Regions from separate parts of the Homo sapiens genome. Here region 1 is linked to region 2. Evidence: read pairs that join two places in POLR2A ChIA-PET (ENCODE). Cell type or tissue: B cell. All regions are shown on one strand. Region 1 overlaps WIPF2 (WAS/WASL interacting protein family member 2). Region 2 overlaps WIPF2 (WAS/WASL interacting protein family member 2).

Region 1 (4,000 bases), 50 kb before region 2:
CGCCTCTGCCTCCCAGAGTTCTGGGATTAGAGGCGTGAGCCCCTGCGCCTGTCCAGAATTCATATTTTTTAAAGGACTTGAATAATCTGTTATTGCTTTGGGCTCTCCCAGGGTCCCCGTCCTTTTTCATGCTGTTATTTTTGCCTTACGGTTTTGGTTTTTGACTGTCTTACTGAATGTTTTTGGCTATTCTGTTCTCCTTTTACAAATCAGAAGAGAACCACAGGGAATAAGGACAGTTTTAGCCTACCTATGGATTTAGTAAATAACTTCAAGGCAAATTATTAAGCTCTCATTTTTTTCCCCTTTGAAATATAGGTTTTCTCTGTCCCTGCCTCTAAAAGTTTGTCTTAACACATGGGATCTTTAAAGTGGTTGCATAGAAGTGATCTCTGAAAATGAGATTGAGATATTGATATTTAAAAGACATACAATGGTGCACCTGCCTGTAATCCCAGCTACTTGGGAGGCTGAGGCAGGAGGATTGCTTGAGTCTAAGAGTTCGAGACCATTCTGGGCAACGTAGCAATACCCCATCTCTCTCTCTGTCTCTTTTTTTGTTTGTTTGTTTAAGACGGAGTCTCGCTCTTTCACCCAGGCTGGAGTGCAGTGGCGTGATCTCGGCTCACTGCAACCTCTGCCTGCCGGATTCAAGCGCTTCTCCTGCCTCAGTCCCCCAAGTAACTGGTACTATAGGCATGCACCACCACGCCCAGCTAATTTTTTGTATTTTAGTAGAGATGGGGTTTCACCATGTTGGTCAGGCTGGTCTCGAACTCCTGACTTCAGGTGATCCACCCACCTCGGCCTCCCAAAGTGTTGAGATTACAGGCATGAGCTACCACACCTGGCCGCATGTTTAGTTTTTTAACTCTTATTAATGTCAACTTTTAAAAGTAAAAATTTCATATTGTGTTACATTGGTTGCCATCAAGATGAAGATAGGGAAGTTAAGAGTTGGGGAAGGTGGAGATGAATGAAGTCAATTGATGAAGACTAGTAGAATGTAGTGTTGGTTTTTTTATTTGTTTATTTATTTATTTTGAGACAGAGTCTTGCTGTATTGCCCAGGCTGGAGTGCAATGGCACAATCTTGGCTCACTGCAACCTCTGTCTCCTGGGTTCAAGCAATTCTCCTGGCTCAGCCTCCCAAGTAGCTGGGATTACAGGCGCGTGCTGCCACGCCCAGCTAATTTTTGTATTTTTAGTAGAGACAGGGTTTCACCGTATTGGCCAGGCTGGTCTCGAACTCCTGACCTCGTGATCTGCCCACCTTGGCCTCCCAAAGTGCTGGGATTACAGGTGTGAGCCACCGCGCCTGGCCGACCTGTCTCTTAAAGGAAAACAAGGCTGGGCGCGCTGGCTCATGCCTATAATCCCAACGCTTTGGGAGGCCAAGGTGGTGGATCACCTGAGATTGCAGTGAGCTGAGATCGCGCCATTGCACTCCAGCCTGGGCAACAAGAGCGAAACTCCACCTCAACAACAACAACAACAACAACAAAAGGAAACATGTTTTTCTGTTTCTTCCTCTTAGCCTTGCTCATGTGTGTGTGTGTTTGTGTGTGTGTGTGTGTGTCTGCGTGCCAGCCAGGGAAGAACTGGTTTTGATTTGATGCATATTCAGTTTTTTTTTTTTTTTTTTTTTTTTTTTTTTTTTGAGACAGAGTTTCGCTCCTGCTGCCCAGGCTGGAGTGGAATGGCGCAGTCTTGGCTCACTGCAACCTCCGCCTGCCGGATTCAAGCGCTTCTCCTGCCTCAGTCCCCCAAGTAACTGGTACTATAGGCATGCACCACCACGCCCAGCTAATTTTTTGTATTTTAGTAGAGATGGGGTTTCACCATGTTGGTCAGGCTGGTCTCGAACTCCTGACTTCAGGTGATCCACCCACCTCGGCCTCCCAAAGTGTTGAGATTACAGGCATGAGCTACCACACCTGGCCGCATGTTTAGTTTTTTAACTCTTATTAATGTCAACTTTTAAAAGTAAAAATTTCATATTGTGTTACATTGGTTGCCATCAAGATGAAGATAGGGAAGTTAAGAGTTGGGGAAGGTGGAGATGAATGAAGTCAATTGATGAAGACTAGTAGAATGTAGTGTTTGTTTTTTTATTTGTTTATTTATTTATTTTGAGACAGAGTCTTGCTGTATTGCCCAGGCTGGAGTGCAATGGCACAATCTTGGCTCACTGCAACCTCTGTCTCCTGGGTTCAAGCAATTCTCCTGGCTCAGCCTCCCAAGTAGCTGGGATTACAGGCATGTGCCACCTGGCTAATTTTTGTATTTTTAGTAGAGACAGGGTTTTGCCATGTTGGCCAGGCTGGTCATTTACTAATTCCACCTCACACTTGATACTAGAGTAGTGTTTACCCTAGCTGGTACTGATAAGTTATGTGATAGCACCAAGGTGAAATGCAGGAGAGGTGTGAACATTGGAGTTTTCAGGTTTTACTGATGGCTTTTACGAAGGGAAGAGATTCTAGACTCACTAGGTGTTTTTAGGAAAAAAAAAAGGCAAGAGGCAAGAGACAGAAGTCTTGTTCTGTTGAAGAGAAAATTTTTTTTTGGGTTTTTTTTTTTTTTTTTTGAGACGGAGTCTCGCTCAGTTGCCCAGGCTGGAGTGCAATGGCATGATCTCTGCTCACTGCAACCTCCACCTCCCAGGTTCAAGCGATTCTCCTGCCTCAGCCTCCTGAGTAGCTGGGTGCCATCACGCCTGGCTAATTTTTGTATTTTTGTAGAGACGAGGTTTCACTGTGTTGGTCAGGCTGGTCTCGAACTTCTGACCTTGTGATCTGCCAGTCTCGGCCTCCCAAAGTGCTGGGATTACAGGCGTGAGCCACCGCGCCCGGCCCGAGAAAATTATTAAATGTTCTTTCTTTACTTGTGTTCTCTGATTGGGAGAGTAACCTGGTATATGTTAGTCTGTTTTCCTGCTCTGAAATAACTGTGAAATTCATGGGCTCTTGGTTCAGGCAGCTTCAGCAAACATAGTCTTCTTACAACCCCAGGAAGAGTTGCAGGCTACAAAATATATGTACTTATTTGGGAGTAAAAACCTGCTTAATATTATGCTATTGCAACCTACAGTGTACCTTTTTGGTTTGTTTTTTAAGGGGATTTTGAGATAACATATGGAGGCTCGGTGCTCCTGGGCGGACTTTTGGTACAGCCTGCTTATTTTTTTTTTCTTTTCTTTTCTTTTTTTTTTTTTTTTTTGAGACGGAGTCTCACTTTGTCCCCCAGGCTGGAGTGCAGTGGCGCAATCTCGGCTCACTGCAAGCTCCGCCTCCCAGGTTCACGCCATTCTCCTGCCTCAGCCTCCTGAGGAGCTGGACTACAGGCGCCTGCCACCACGCCCGGCTGATTTTTTGTATTTTTTTTTTTTTTTTTTTTGTAGTAGAGACGGGGTTTCAACTTGTTAGCGAGGATGTCTTGATCTCCTGACCTTGTGATCCACCCGCCTCGGCCTCCCAAAGTGCTGAAATTACGGGCGTGAGCCACCGCGCCCGGCCCAGCCTGCTTCTTTAACATAATGATTTTCCATTTTTCCTATCCTGTCACAGTTTTCCGTTGCTCTGCTTGAGCCAGTCCTATGTAGAAAGTGGCAAATTACACATTTTTTCTCCCCTTTTAGTCTCTGGTGGACATCTTGTCTGTGTCACAGTTTGATACTACCAAATTGAAAGGATTCTTCACTGCTTCAGATGGGGAGGGTGACAGAAGCTGAGCTGTTTCCTGGGTCAGATAATGGCCTCTGTCAAAGCAAAGAATAGTTGTAGAGACACAAACTGGGCCCTTGAAGCTGTGACTAACATTTTGGCAACATGCATCCCTTTGCCAAATAACTTCTTTTCTTCTTGAGTGTGATTGTTGATCTCCTTCTCAAAGTAGGCTCTTGTTGCTACTATTCTTCACACAACTCCCAAGCAAAAGTTGGCAGAGTTCCGGTTGACTGACTGTGTCTTGAGGGATATGCCCCGGATTAGAGTGGATG
Region 2 (4,000 bases):
TTCTGAGTGTGTCTTACGGGAAGCAAAAACATTTATTGGGCTTATTGTGCCAGATTGTGTGTGTGTGTGTGTGTATGTTATTCTATTACTGTGTTACATGCTTAACTATAGTCACTACAGCAATTCTGATAGTAATCAGGAGGAATAATAAGATACTCTTTTCTTTGAGACAGTCTTGCTGTGTCACCAGGCTGGAGTGCAGTGGCGCGATGTTGGCTTATTGCAGCCTCCATCTCCCAGGTTCAAGCTCCTCCCACCTCAGGCTCCAGAATATCTGGGATTGCAGGCGTGTGCCACCACGCTTGGCTAATTTTTGTACTTTTTTAAAATTTGAGGTGAGGTTTCATCATGTTGCCCAGGCTGATCTCGAACTCCTGGCATCAAGCAATCTGCCTGCCTCAGCCTCCCAGAGTGTTGGGATTACAGATGTGAGCCACTATGCCTAGCCAAGATACCGTTTTACTACTAAAAACAGTTTTGTCTGTTAAGCTGAGTAGTCTCTTCACATACTATTTAGGTCACAACTATTTATTGGGCCACGTGCTGTGGCACATGCCTATAATCCCAGCCCTTTGCTGAGGCGGGAGCATTGCTTGAGCCCAGGAGTTTGAAGCTGCACTGAGCTATGATTCCACCACTGCGCTTTAACCTGGGTGACAGAGTGAGACCCTGTCTCTTAAAAAAAAAAAAAAATTGAACATGGCCTAGATACCAAAAGATGCACTTCCAAGCCACTGGATTGTAAATCTGGTTGGGAAGATACTATGCAGAATACTGGGAGTTACGAAAAGCAGTGTGGGAGAGTAGAAAGAGCAGACATGTGCCTTGCCTATTTTTATTTGATCTGTGACCTTAAACAAATAACCTGAGTCCCAGTTTTCTCATTTGTGAAATGGGGATAATATTACATACTTCGCATGTGTGGCTATAAGACTTTTTAAAGATTTAATACACCGAAAATGCCTGGAACATAATAGATACCCAATAAATGGTAGCTGCTATTATTGTTAGTTAATACAGAGCATAGGAGTAAGACAAACACGTTAGAATCTATTATATTCCAGTCATATTGCCATTTCTTGACACATGCTTTTGACGTTACCTTCTACTTGGTGGCAAATTTTCATCTTTTAAGAGTGAATTTGATTTTTGGAATCACCAAAAAGCAGATTCAGACATAGGTATGAACATTTTCTTTTTTTTTTTTTTGAGGCAGAGTTTTGTTCTTGTTGCCCAGGCTGGAGTGCAATGGCACGATCTTGGATCACCGCAACCTCCGCCTCTTGGGTTCAAGCAATTCTCCTGCCTCAGCCTTCCGAGTAGCTGGGATTACAGGCATGCACCACCACATCTGGCTAATTTTTGTATTTTAATAGAGACTGGGTTTCTCCATGTTGATCAGGCTGGTCTCGAACTCCCGACCTCAGGTGATCCTCCCGCCTCGGCCTCCCAAAGTGCTGGGATTACAGGCGTGAGCCACCGTGCCTGGCATAGGTATGAATATTTTCATTGGTGATGGTGGTGGGGCGACCTCAGAAATGAAATGTGACCATCATATAATAGTGTTTACAGCTCTGACTGATAAACTTGCTTTGGAGGCAATTCCAAAAGAGGTGTTTGCAGTGTTTGAGCAATGAGACTGTTACTGGACATATGTAACTTCCCACAATGAATCTGCTGTATATATTTTGAAAATCGCTCATTGATATTAGAGTAAGTGACATAGCCTGTATATGCTGTGGGAGAGCAGAGGTGGAGGGACTCAGAAGAAAATGGATTGCTTTGGGAAAGCCTTGAGAAGATGGGACTTGGATTGAACCTTGAAGGGTAGGGAGGATTTGGTAGTAAGGGAAGGGGGGATATCAGAATATTGTGAGGGGAGTCACAAGAGCAAAGCATATAATTTGGTTTATTCAGCAAACATTGATTGAGCACCTGCTGTGTGCTGTACATTTGGCTGAACTTGGGAACCCAGAAGGAGGAACTGCTCTGACATCAAGGGGTACACAGTATACTGGGGAAAGAGCACACAGAATAAATAATTATAATAGTCTATTCAAGTGGTAGGTATGCACAAGCTGCAGTGGAAGTGCAGAGGAGGGCTCCTAACCTAGCCTAGCAATAAGAAGGGAAGAGGAGAAGCCAAGCTCAAGCTGATTGGTGTGGTAGGTTACTATGTAAGCAAAGGCTTTGAGACTTTATTTTTTTACTTATTTATGTATTTGAGATGGAGTCTCTCTCTGTTGCCCAGGCTGGAGTGCAGTGGCACAATCTGGGCTCACTGCAACCTCCACCTCCCAGGTTCAAGTGATTCTTGTGCCTCAGCCTCCTGAGGAGCTGGGACTACAGGCACACGCCACCACACCGGGCTAATTTTTTGTATTTTTAGTAGAGATGGAGTTTCATCATGTTGCCCAGGCTGGTCTCCAACTGCTGAGCTCAGGCAATCCTCCCGCCTCGGCCTCCCAAAGTGCTAGGATTATAGACGTGAGCCATCACACCCAGCCACAGTTTGAGACTTTATGATTTAGGCAGTGCAAAGCCTTTGAAAAAACTGGATCAAGTTTTTAGGGAGGTTGGTGAGTTGGTGTTATGCAAAATGAATTTGGAGGGGTAAGAGACAAAGCAAGGAGAACATTCGGAAGGCTTTTGCAGTAGAGAACAGGCTAAATATAAGGAAGACCTGAATTAGAATTGTGGAGGAAGGCATGGAAAAGCAGGAAAAAAATCAAGAACAGATAGGGTTCTGACTGACTGGTAGGAAATGTAAAAAGGCCATACATTTATTCTGAATGTTGGTATCTGGAAGAATGGTGATGCTGTTCAAGTAATAAGGACAAAGGGGAACCAGGCACTGTGAGCCTCTGTGGGGTGTGTTACTCTTTTAGCTCATGTGTTTCAAGTCATTCTACCCCTTGCCGTCTCCACATCCAAACCTAACTACTTTGGATTTTAATTGCAGCTCCTCCACCCCCACCACCTGTGATCCGAAATGGTGCCAGGGATGCTCCCCCTCCCCCACCACCATACCGAATGCATGGGTCAGAACCCCCGAGCCGAGGAAAGCCCCCACCTCCACCCTCAAGGACGCCAGCTGGGCCACCCCCTCCTCCTCCACCGCCCCTGAGGAATGGCCACAGAGATTCTATCACCACTGTCCGGTCTTTCTTGGGTGAGTAGCTAGCTATCTGTAGTCTCATGGTTCCTGCGGTGACTTCACCCACTCCAGTGCCATGGCTGCTAGATGGCCACCATAGAGTGGGAATGGCCACATGGGATCCTTTGTTCACAATAGTTCTCCTGCTGACTTCATCCTCAGAGGTATGGGCTGTGTTCATTGACTTCCTTATCTTGATATGAATTCTAAGCATGGATGCTTTGGAGTAGATTGAAGTAAAATCAGCAAGTGTTGTGCTAACTCTAAATCCACTCCAAAGATCACTTTTTGTAGCTAGCTTTTAGGTCAGAGACTCTGTATCTTCTTTAGGATTATTCAGACAGGACTTATGTATTCTCCTAGGAAGGAGTGTTCCTTTCTAGCTCTTCAAAAACAAAACACTTGATTGTTCTTGGAATTATTATTTTTTAATTATTTTTTATAGAGACTGGGTCTCTGTTGCCCAGGCCGCTGTCAAACTCCTGGTCTCAAGCAGTCCTCCAACCTTGGCCTCCCAAAGTGCTGGGATTACACATGTGAGCCATCACATCCAGCCTTTCCTTGGAATTCTTGAAAAAAAAAAAAAAAAAAAAAAAAAAAAAAAGAAAAGTCCCATGGCACATTGCCTGGAAAGAAAAAAGAAGAAAGAATGACAAAAAATATTAAAGAAAAAAGGATTGGGCGTGGTGGCTCATGCCTGTAATCCCAGCACTTTGGGAGGCCAAGGTGGGAGGATTGCTTTTAGCCCAGGAACTCAAGACCAGCCTGGGCAACATGGTGGAACTTCATCTCTCTAAAAAATACAAAAATTAGCTGGGTGTGGTGGCACACGCCTGTGTTTCC

The links. ChIA-PET counts read pairs that join two places held together with the same protein. Peaks named below come from ENCODE experiments on the same cell type or tissue, not always from the same donor. Only the 100,000 strongest peaks of a DNase experiment are listed, where the experiment ranks them.
Region 1: POLR2A ChIA-PET joins it to region 2 with 5 read pairs; 25 of 35 experiments call an interaction of 5 or more read pairs at or near these places.

Annotation. Positions count from the first base shown.
Region 1 is chr17:40,221,028-40,225,027 of GRCh38, forward strand. All of the region lies in intron 1 of WIPF2 (WAS/WASL interacting protein family member 2), which reads left to right. Among named protein-coding and RNA genes, the nearest start is that of WIPF2, 3.7 kb to the left of the region's middle. RefSeq lists an enhancer at 3,500-4,000. In B cell, no CTCF peak of the experiment used is centred here; a DNase peak (open chromatin) is centred at 1,516.
Region 2 is chr17:40,270,828-40,274,827 of GRCh38, forward strand. It overlaps WIPF2 (WAS/WASL interacting protein family member 2), which reads left to right. Exons shown (of 8, transcript NM_133264.5): 6 at 2,963-3,172. Among named protein-coding and RNA genes, the nearest start is that of CDC6, 15 kb to the right of the region's middle. In B cell, no CTCF peak of the experiment used is centred here; no DNase peak of the experiment used is centred here.